Linked DNA regions of Mus musculus: region 1 is linked to region 2. Evidence: chromatin loops called from intact Hi-C (ENCODE). Cell type or tissue: left cerebral cortex. All regions are shown on one strand. Links, peaks and the distances in the headings refer to the core of each region. The heading gives the core; the rest is flanking DNA.

Region 1 (5,376 bases), core at 152-5,151, 200 kb before region 2:
AGGTTAGGCATGGCCCATCTCAAAAATATTAACCCAGGATTGCTCCTGCACAGGGACAAAGAGTGGAACAGAGACTAAAAGGAAGGCTACCCAGAGACTGCCTCACCTGGGAATCCATCCCATCTGCAGACACCAAACCCAGACACTATTGCTGATGCCAAGAAGCGCTTGCTGACAAGAGCCTGGTATAGCTGTCTCCTGAGAGGCTCTGCCAGAGCCTGACCAAATCAGATGCAGATGCTCACAACCAACCATCAGACTGAGCACAGGGACCCCAGTGGAGGAGTTAGGGGAAGGACTGAAGGAGCTGAAGGGGTTGCAACCCCATAGGAAGAACAACAATATCAACCAACCAGACCTCCAGAGCTCCCAGGTATTAAACCACCAACCAAAGAGAACACATGGAGGGAGCCATGGCTCCACCTGCATATGTAGCAGAAAATGGTCTTATCTGGCATCAATGGGAGGGGGAGGCCCTTGGTCCTGTGGAGGCTTGATGTCCCAGTGTAGGGGAATGCTAGGGTAGTGAGGCAGGAGTAGGTGGGTAAGTGGGGGAGCACCCTCATAGAAGCAAGGTGGGGAGGGGATAGGGGGTTTGCAGAGGAGAAACCGGGAAGGGGGAATAACATTTGAAATGCAAATAAATAAAATAACCAATAAAAAGTACTACAGTATGCAACCTCTTGGATTCTATGTCCTGCTGTCCATGTCTTTTCTGTTTGTCCTTCACCTCTATTTCCAGAAAGGAAAGATGGGTGGGATCACCATTCAAAGTGTATCAGCACCAAAACAAGAAAAATAAATAGCTCTGTATCTATGGGCAAAATTTGCCCAGGCAGGACCTAAAGTGGAATCTTCGTCTTGGGTTTTCAAACTCAAGGGTGAAGTAGCCTTTGATCAAATGCTAACAAATGGGAAACAAAGCCCAGAATGTTCTTGGGCAAAGCTTTGGAATTATAGTCACAAGGCGTATAAATAGTTCCCCACAGTGAAGGCCAGGCCACAAAGCCATGTCCCAAAATAGCAACCGGCTCTCCAGCATCATGATGTTCTGTAAAAGCCGTACGACCCAAATCCCACCATTATCCACGGAGAAAACCCGGGCCCCACCTTAACTCCCTGCAAGGCTCCACCCTGGGCTCTTTCCATTATTCATCTGGCATGCTCTGAATAGGAGAGACAAGTGTAACTGAGCTCAGGAGCCCGGAGTTTCCTTTCCACAGTGTAGGAGGGAGTCCCCTCCCCTTCCCCTTTTGTTAGTGTTTGTTGTGGGAAGAAGGAGTGTGGGAAAGCTGCTGTGGTGGGGTTTTCAGGTGACACCTCCGTTGACAACAACAGAAGGGCAATATTTTCAGAAAAACAACCCAAGAGCCACAGCTCTGCAGGGAGAAGTAGTGTAGGGGTCACCCAGAGCCCTGCGCAGGGGCAAGAGGAATGCAGCTGCGGAGAGGGGCAACCCAGGAGCCCTTGGATGGGTCAGTTCTCACATGGTCTACCAGAGGCTGACTGTGCTGTTGTGGCCTTTTGCTCAGACCAAGGCCTGAGAGCTAAAGTTTAGGAAGGCAGGCTCATTGGGCTCACTGCTTCTGAGGTCTTGTTCTGGGGTTGGCCTGGGGCTTTGGTGAGGCCAAGCTTCACGGTATGAAGAATATATTGGAATACAGCTACCCACTTAATGTCAGCTGGGAAACAGAGATACCAAGAAAGGGTTGGGAACAATCATTCCTTTTCAAGGCATGCTCTCGCTGACCTACTTGCTCTAACTAGGGCCACCTCCTAACCTTGCTGTCATCTTCAGATGATGCCTTTGAGTCCATTACTAGATGAAACCACTATTCCTGCAAAGGCTCGTGTGATGTAGGCTGATTAATAGCTGATGGGCTTTTGAAATGTGATTGGACCATGAGGGCTCAGACCTAGTCAGTACATCTCTAGATGATGTATAACAGCTAATGCCAAGTACAGACTAGTCCTGCTATATAACCTACATATGGTCAATGCAGATACACCCTTCTTCCCCCTCCACCCCCCAATAATTTCAACCCAGGATCAGCTGAAGCTGTAGACGTGGACCTGTAGAAACAGCAGACTGACTATCTAGCAAGAGAAGTCTGCAGGGGGAAGGCAGTCATCAGAGCCTTTGCCATGCAGACCTGCATCTGCATGGAACAGTCACTGGGCCAGGGGGAGGATTGCCCTGGTTCACACATGGAGTAGCTGGTGTCCTCTTTTGAACTGACAGCTGCCATCAGCACCAGCAGCCAAGCCACGATGAATCCTCAGAGCTTCTCTGGGTACCCACGGACAGCAGCTCTAGGGGCGTGGCCAAATGATAGTGCAGAGCTGCATACTGGTGCCCATTGTTATCCCAGAACCTCCTGATGGCATACAGAACCTACTACACACATCTTCCTCTGTGGTTTAAGGAAGACCCACATGGCCAATGAGGGACAACGCACAGAGCTTCCCAGAGGTGAGTTGTCACCCTCTGAAGTGAGATTAGAGGTCATTCCTCTTCACTTTCACTTGACGCTCTCCATCCAGGGCTTCCAACGTACTTCACCACCGACCTATGGGACTCCATCGTCTTACCCACTGAACCACCTCCCTAGCCTTGTGTGGGCAGAGTTTTTATGTCCACTACTTCGATCAGATACCCAAAATCAAAGGAAGCTTATATCCTTTTCATTGACATATGAGAAGAGATTAGAACATAGTTTGAGTTTCAAAACCTGAAGGATGTTTCTCTGCCTGCTATGTCCTTTTGCATCCTGAACATTTGTTGCACCTCAGCACCAAGCACAGGCGCTATCTTGGGACTTTCCTGGTGGTCTACACCCGGGGAAAGGGCTTCAATCACCGTGCTCTGAGAGTTTAGCCTTGGCATACCAGAGGCCCAGGCATTGAAGGGTTGAGCTGAGGTGGCTCACCTATCCTGGCTCCAACCTTTTTGTCCTTGCAGTGTTCTCCATAGGACCTGGTAGAGAACAAGGCTGCAGTTCGTTGAGTGAATGGGCAAGCACGTGAGTGTGATCAGCTGCCGCCACGCTGAGCAAGACTTAAGGTCTTAGGCATCAGTAGGTGACATCAGAAACACTTACCAATGGGTTTGACTTTTGCTAGGGCATTGGGGAATCCCTGTAACTTATTTGACAGTGTCTGGAGATGTCCATGGGCATGATCCCAGGACAGTCCTGAAGGGTATAGTCAGGTTATAGACAACAGGGACAGGAGTCTCAGGTACTCTGCTTCTCACACTCAGACAACCTCCTCTTCTGCATGCCAGTGAGTAGGTGTGCACCCACAGGGCTCAGTTTATTCTCAGCCGAGTCTCCACCACTCCATGGCCATTTTTAGCTGCTAAGGAATTCCTTCCTGTTTAGTATCTCCCTCCCACTCAGAATCTCTTCCTTTCTAGCCACATGTGACTCTGTGGGCCCACAGAGGGATTGGTCTCTTCAGTGTGGAGGCTGGAACCTCAAGCTATAAGAAGGGATAAGAGCTCCCTGATATTAACCCAACCACGTGACCCCAGGACTCTTGCCAGGAGGTCAAAATGCAGGAAAAGGTGACTACAGCCTTCAGCACAAACTCTGCGGTCGGGGGTGGGGCAGGTGGCTGCAGGAAGGGCTGCCTTCCATGGAAGGGCCTGCCTGCAGCTGCTCTCTCATCCCAGGGCATGCCTTATCTCTAGTGTCCTGCTGTCTGGGGTCACAGTGGCCACTGTCTCATAAGCCTAGCCACACAGGGACAGATTCTGCTCCAATCATTTTTCATTGCGGTAGCACAGGCTCCTTTTCCGTCCCAGGCCAGCCTTACTTTCTAAGCAGTCCTGTTGCCACAGCTGCCATCTTTTTTAGGGTCTTGCAGGCAGCTTCACTTTTGGACCGACTGACCGTCCTCTCCCTGTAGACTCGGGCAGAGCCTTGGCTGGGAGGGGAAGTGAGTGGCTTTGAGGCCGGAGGTTTGTGACATTCCCTTTGGCTGCCTGAAATACTTTCTCGTCAGACTTCTTTCTCAAAGCAGCTGCTGCCTCACCCCACTCAGCCTTCCTTTCTTCCTCTTCTGAGGTCCTTACTACCCTGGCTCTCTCCATATTTGTCCTAGCTCTAGGGGAGTGAAGATCAGCCTATATCACCCTTGAGACCCAGGCCGATCCCTTTACAGAAGTGTAGAGATCCACTCTCCCAGCCTAAAAAAGCTTAGGTGGTAGGTCCTAAGATCGAGTCTGGGAGGTACTTAGTCCTATGAGTCTGGACTTTACCACCAAGATAATCTGCAGATGAGGCTCCTAGATCACTCTGGGGGTCATCCTCAAGTAGAGGCAGATTCTAGTCCTCTGCCATCCATCCTGTGCGCCCCCCTCCCCACTCATGTTTGCTCCTCTATGTGCCATCAAAGCCAGGAAGCTGGCTGTCGGAGAACATTAGCCTTTCCTGAGAAGGTGCTGGCACAAGGTCTGAGTTCCCAAGGCTGACCAGCTAGAGACTACTCAAGGCTGCTGGCAGGCACTGAAGACTCACTGACGATCTCCAAATTGACAGCTAGTCCCCCCTGGCTTTCTGGAAGGCAAGAGTCTGCTGCCTTGCTGGAGGTTGGACAGTAGAGGGCTTATGTTGATGTCCATCCAGTATCTGAATGCTATTGCTAGTTTTTTGGAAGGCTCCTGGGTCCTTTTCTGCTCACGTGCTATCATGGACATGTGGGCAGAAAAGGAGACGGTCACTCAGTTACCGAGGACACCCAGGGCAAGCATGCAGTCTTCTGCAGACAGAGTGTGAATATTTAAAGCCCTTCCCTCCCCAAACCTGGGATATTTTTCAAAAGACCATAAAAGCAGTGGGGGATGGGCTGTGGGGAAGGGGCGAAGAGCTCTTAGCTGGTGGTTCTGTCCTTTTCCTGTGGTCCAGTGGGAAAGGTCCTTGAGACTGTGTCCCTTGGGTTCTATCTTAGTGTCCTTTCTTTACTGTGATTAAAAAAAAAAACCCTACAAAAGCCATTGGAAGGAGAAAGGATGTTTGGCTCAGCGCTATGGATTGCAGTCAAAGATGGCGGGGAAGTCAGAACAGGAGTTTGAGGGAGCTGGGCCCAGTGCATCTGCCATCAAGAGGCTTCCTCATGTTCTGCTCATGGTCTCCTTTTTAGACAGTCCAGGATGCTGCCCAGGGCAACAGGGCCACCACATTATCCCAGTCTTCCTCCCTCATTAACCTAACCGAGATAATCTCCCACTCCCTGCCCAGAGGCCTGGCTCCCAGGTGACCTGGTGACTCTAGATTCTGTCAAGGTGACACCCAACCCTAGACTCTGAATCATATTGTTCCAGGGAAGCATCGCTTGCTTTTGTGTCAGTTCCAGTCACAGGGACAGAACAGG
Region 2 (5,376 bases), core at 93-5,092:
AGCGCTCCAACTCAGACCAGTCTCCGAGGAAGCCGTGGTCTTCCATATATGCACGACTCAGCCCATATACAGTTTGAAGCCTCCCGGGAAACTGGGCAGATTAGACAGTTCACCATCACTCGTGGCTGGGAGACTGAGGGGAACTTGGTTTCTCTACTTCCCCTGGAGACCCAGCAACCATCATACCTGAGATGGAGCCTGGTTCCCTGCCAACCTCTCTGGTTGCCTAGGGATACAGACCAGGACTGCACTACACAGAGCAGTGTGTGCTACACACAACAGCTTCCCCACCCCTATCCCTGCCCTCACAGGCATCTCGAGACTTCTGAGAAGGGGACTGAAAGGACCTTGGAGAAAGCATTGGAGCTCCTTTCCAGGGACTCAAAGGGTGAAGACTGTGTACACACACAGCCCTGCCCTGAGCACTCACAGGGCTTATGGCCCAAAAGTAACCATGTAATGGATCTAATAACCCAGTGTGCTATGTTCTGTCTTCTTGCCTTGGTCACTATGTTAGTCTTGAGTAAGGGCTGCCATTACCAGATACCTGAAGCCTCATGGAATCAACGGCAGGGATTTAACAAGGCAGAGGGAGGGAATGATGGAATGAAGGAGGAAGGGATATACAGAAAGAGGGAGGGGAGGAGGGAGAGGAGGACTGGTGGAGCCAAGCAGTCAGATCACAGTATAAATATACAATGGAACAATCAAGCCTGAAAGTTAGGTTGCACTCACGTTCTTTAGAGAACTTGACGTCTTGCTAGACCCATGATGGACAGAGGCCTGGAGAACCTCTATAGTCTGCTTCTAGTCTGATATCTTCCGCCTTCACTCCATCTCTCTTCCCTGTCATGAAGGACCTCATGAGCACATCCATGTTCTGTTCCTACTTTGGTGTTTCTTGGCCACCCAATGAGTCACTGTTAGGTGTGCCCACTGTGACAATGGACTGGGAAAGATCTGATCAGGCCAGATGCAGTCATGAAGAGTTCTGTGGGGTGCCTGTTTGGAAGGATGGGACGTTATAGCTGTGAACACATACACACCCCCAGGATCGCCATCATCCGTGCGTTTCCCACAAGCTCTCAGGATGCTTTCCTTAGCATACGAGGGAGGGCAGAGAGCACATACACTCCTCTGCATTTCATGTGTGTGTGTGTGTGTGTGTGTGTGTGTGTGTGTGTGTGTGTGCGTGCACAGGAAAGTCAGTTTATAACCTCCACGTGACCTCCCTTCAGCACCTGACTGAGATATGGCTTAGAAGCCTCAGAGCGCCAGCTTCCTAAAGAAGTAAGTACAAGTGCTAACCAGGAGATGATGTCTCTAGAGAGGACCTTGCAGGACCTGAACACCATCCTCAGAGCAAAAAACAGGCAGAGAAGGGTGTACGTCTGAAATGTCCCAGGTGCTGCTCTCTGTGGAATCAGTTCCCAAGAGCAGGCAGGATTCTCCTAACGCCCAAGGCCTCCCCTGCTCTCACAGGGAAAAATGAAGCTATTCTCCCAGGGCCTTAGGAGTTGACGAGGTGTGGGGGTGCTCCCTTACTTTCCCGGGCTCTCAGGGAAGAGATCTGCAGAAACAGCAGCCCCTGAAGGCCTTAGCAACTCTCTTAAGTAATTCACAGCTTTGGGGCCCTAAGTGATGCAGGAGTCTCTTAGCGTCCACTTAGTGACACACAGGTCCTTCTATGCTATGTGAGATATTAAGACAGCCACTCAGAGGGAGTCTGAACTGGGTCAAGATGGTAGCTTGAGGAAGAGGTCCACAAGTTTAACATAGGCTGGTCTCTGCATGTATATAACCAAGGGAAGCTATGTCTCAAAGCTCTGGTGTAGATAAAGTGCCTCCAGACAGGTCCTGAGCTCACCTCTTGCTCTCCTGTAGCTGTGGCAAACCATTTGATGTAGAAGTCATCGGGCCAACAGAGCCCTGGCATACCACAGGGACAGGTGACTGCTTGGTGACAGCATGGAGCAGACTCTCCATCCCAGCTCACCTCTGAGATAAGTGAGATTTGACCTATCCACTGGTTTTCTGTGCATGAACTCAGTCCTCTAGGTTGCTAGAGAGGAAATCTGGGGACCCTGGTATTTGAGATGGTAAAGGTATTAGTTAGGAGGAAGCTGCTTTTCAAAAACAGAAATGAATTTGGGGGGTGGGGCAGGGATGGCAGAACTAGATTTCTATGAAGAAGGTGGTGTGGGCTGGTGTTACTGGATCCTGTGAGAACCTGTCTGGTGGGAGGCTGTGCCTATTCAGGAATTTTGGTGTGACTCTGCAGCACTGCAGGCTTCCAGGGTGTGATTTCCTACACTCTGAGCAGCAGATACAGGAGGAATGCCAACTTGAGAGGGGAGGAGCCTGCAGTATCTGTGTAACGTGTGAGGGAGCCGATTTCCTTGTAAGAGCATCTGCAGATCCAGACTCTTGCATCCCCTTGTCTGTGCCAACAAATACCCCAGATTCTGATCATACGATCACGAGTGGACACAGAGGCCGGTTTGGAGGTGGCTTCCACTCCATGGTCAGCTGTCTTCCGGCCATGGGACTGGGATGTCTGATAATACTTGGCTTCTTGGCACACCCAAAAGTCCATGCGGTTGCTATGCATAGGTGTTTTGACCACTGACACATCCTACATTATAAGAAAGGGGAAAACAGACAATTGTTTGACACCCTGGTTCTACCCCAGGTTTTTTTCTTCTGTCAATGCTGTGCCTGTGCAGAGAGCACAGTCAATTTTCCTGGTTCTTTCTTAATGACTACATTTTTTTTAGAAGAATTTATTTATTTCTGTGTGTGGTGTCCGTATCTGTGTGAACCTATGTGCATGCATGTGTGTGTGACATGTACATGTGCAGAGGCCAGAAGAAAGAAGGCATTGCATCCCTCAGAGCTGGAGTTACAAATGTTTGCCAACCTTGTTACATGGGGGCTGGGGTCCCAATGCTGGTTCCCATGACTGGACATCCAGTGCTCTAAGCCATCTGTCCAGTCCTAATGACTACAGATTGGTGACAGCAATTCAGAAGGTTCCCCAGGAAACGTTGCCTTCAAACCTTATGCCTGTAACTGTATCGATGCATTATTAAGCTGGTTTGTGACATCTGACCAGCCTTTAATAAACTAGTGGTGTAGGATGGTGCTGTGGTTGGAATATGAAATGTTTCCCACGGGCACATGTGTCTTGGACACGTGGTCCCCAGCTGGTGGTTCTGTTTGGGGGAGGTTGTGGGACCTTTTGAAGGTGGAGCCTCTTTCAAGGAAGTGAGTCGCTCTGGGTGGGCCCTGGGGTTTTACAGACCAGTTCCACTTCCTGCCCTGTCTCTGTTTCCTGGTCTATCAAGATAGGAGCAAACGGCCCCCTGCCTCTCCTGACAAACTCTTCTTCCCCCCTAGAACAATGATCAAAAAATTCCTCAAACCAGCAGCTGAAATAGAGCCTTCCTCCTTTGAGTTGTGTTTTGTCAGTGATTTGACCACAGCAGTGAGGTAGAAATGGGGGAGCACAGTAACTCCTGTGTTGCTTGGTCATTGCATTTAAACCAAGCCCCAGGATATCACACATCCCAACCAGGCCTAGATGGTTAGGCTGGGACAGCCCAGCCTCTCCCTGCTACATCACATCTCACCTCCGATTCCAGTCCTCACCTAAAGCCTTCTGCTTCTCATAACATGAGGATAATTCTCCATCATTCCTGAGCTTGTAAACCGCCTGTCTCTCTTGCTCTGCGGTCCATGCCCAGATATCTTCTCAGAAATCTCTCTCCACCCAGCCTGCTCTACTGTCCTCTGAGGCATTCACCACTCCTGGACAGAGCACTATCCTTACGCTGAGCTTGGTTAGGGTTCTTTTTCCCCTTTAGACTATTTCCCTTACTTCTTACTTCCTTCATCTGGTCAAGTGCCTGTCATCTAGAACTGTGACTGACATGCAGCAGGCAATACATATTTGTCATCAGCAAAGAAACAAGGGGGAAAGAAAATCAGCGACCATCCTCACTCAAGTCGTTGAGTTGTGATGTCACGACCTGAACCCGGTGCTTGGGTCAGAGTGACAGTTATCAGCTCCCATGTCGCTTCACACTCCTGGGTTTCCAGGCTATTCTTTACTTCCTGAAGTATCTAGTTAGTCTTCCAGGCACAGAGAAATCTATCTTGTGTCTCAAAGCGAGCTGGAGTTTCTGAGGTAGGGATTCTGGCACTTTGGACAGCTGAAACTGCAAGTGTGTTTGCTTCTCTGAGTACAGCTGTGTGGAATTGAGCTGGGAATGCAGCCTGCAACCATGCCGGGGCCAGTGAACCACAAGAGAACTGTGCAGGCAGCAGCCCCCATGTGTCTTTGTGGTCGCAGTATCCTGCGTTTCAGAGTCCGATGTTCCTTTTCTGCACCTCATGGGAGAAGCATTTCAAATACGAGCTGGATACTTTCCAAGCCTTGCATTCTTTGGGATTCCCGTAGCCCAGTTTTAGATCTCTGCGAGCTTCCCTTTTTGGGATGGATCTAGGGACAGGAGTTCCTGCATGCCAGGAGCAGTTGTGTGTCACGGCGGAAATATTTATCCCATGCCGGTTTAATAATAGAAGCCTTGCACATCCACAGAGCTGGCGGCTAAACTTAGCTGCTGTTCTCACAGCTTGCTCCTGGAAGATGAGCTTGTCCACCTGGAAGGGGCTGGGGCAGAAGCATCTACGGAATGTACTTAGGATCCCCAGACCACTTCGGGCAGAACCAGAGCTTGTTTCCCACCGTGGCAGGGCCCAAGGCAGGGTTAAACTAAGGAGATGGTGTGGCTCTCTTCACCTTGGTGGGATGAATTTTAATGGTCAAGCTAGAAAACACTTCTCAGGCTCCTCTCCTTTAGATATGTACCCCAAGCAATCTTCAGAGCAGAGTTGAAGACATCTCAAGAAGGGCATCAGTTTCATCATGTAACTATCAGAAGGGTAGTCTATCTGCACAAATCTACAGAGGGGTGTGTGTGTGTGTGTGTGTGTGTGTGTGTGTGTGAAAGAGAGAGAGAGAAAGAGAGAGAGAGAGAGAGAGAGAGAGAGAGAGAGAGAACTTAACCATTGTTTTCTTCCATTTCACCCAGCTGGAACTTTTGGAAAAATTGATGGGATTTGATGGAGCACTTATTAAATGTGCTTACCCACCCTTTCCTCTGCTCTGCAGGCTCCTGGGCCTCTCTCACCCCTGTTCCTAGGTTTCATATCTGCTCAGTATTCAGAGGGTCCTGTGAGCCAGAACCTGTACTTGTGTTTCCTTGGCTGTGGCTGTTTGTTGCATGGGGTGAGCACGGAGCTTCTACAAGCATAGGTTTGCTCGCTCTTCCACACCAAGGAAATGAGAACCAGTTTTCCAGCCTGGGTCCC

Evidence for each region. Hi-C counts contacts between places; a loop is a spot of excess contacts. Peaks named below come from ENCODE experiments on the same cell type or tissue, not always from the same donor. Only the 100,000 strongest peaks of a DNase experiment are listed, where the experiment ranks them.
Region 1: a loop joins it to region 2, with 7 times the contacts of the local background. A loop is called at or near these places in 1 of 42 quality-filtered maps.

What each region holds. Positions count from the first base shown.
Region 1 is chr13:51,877,977-51,883,352 of GRCm38, forward strand. No RefSeq gene overlaps it. Among named protein-coding and RNA genes, the nearest start is that of Gadd45g, 34 kb to the left of the region's middle. In left cerebral cortex, for the core only: no CTCF peak of the experiment used is centred there; DNase peaks (open chromatin) are centred at 2,255 and 3,372.
Region 2 is chr13:52,075,518-52,080,893 of GRCm38, forward strand. No RefSeq gene overlaps it. Among named protein-coding and RNA genes, the nearest start is that of Gm40948, 5.4 kb to the right of the region's middle. In left cerebral cortex, for the core only: no CTCF peak of the experiment used is centred there; DNase peaks (open chromatin) are centred at 2,287 and 4,538.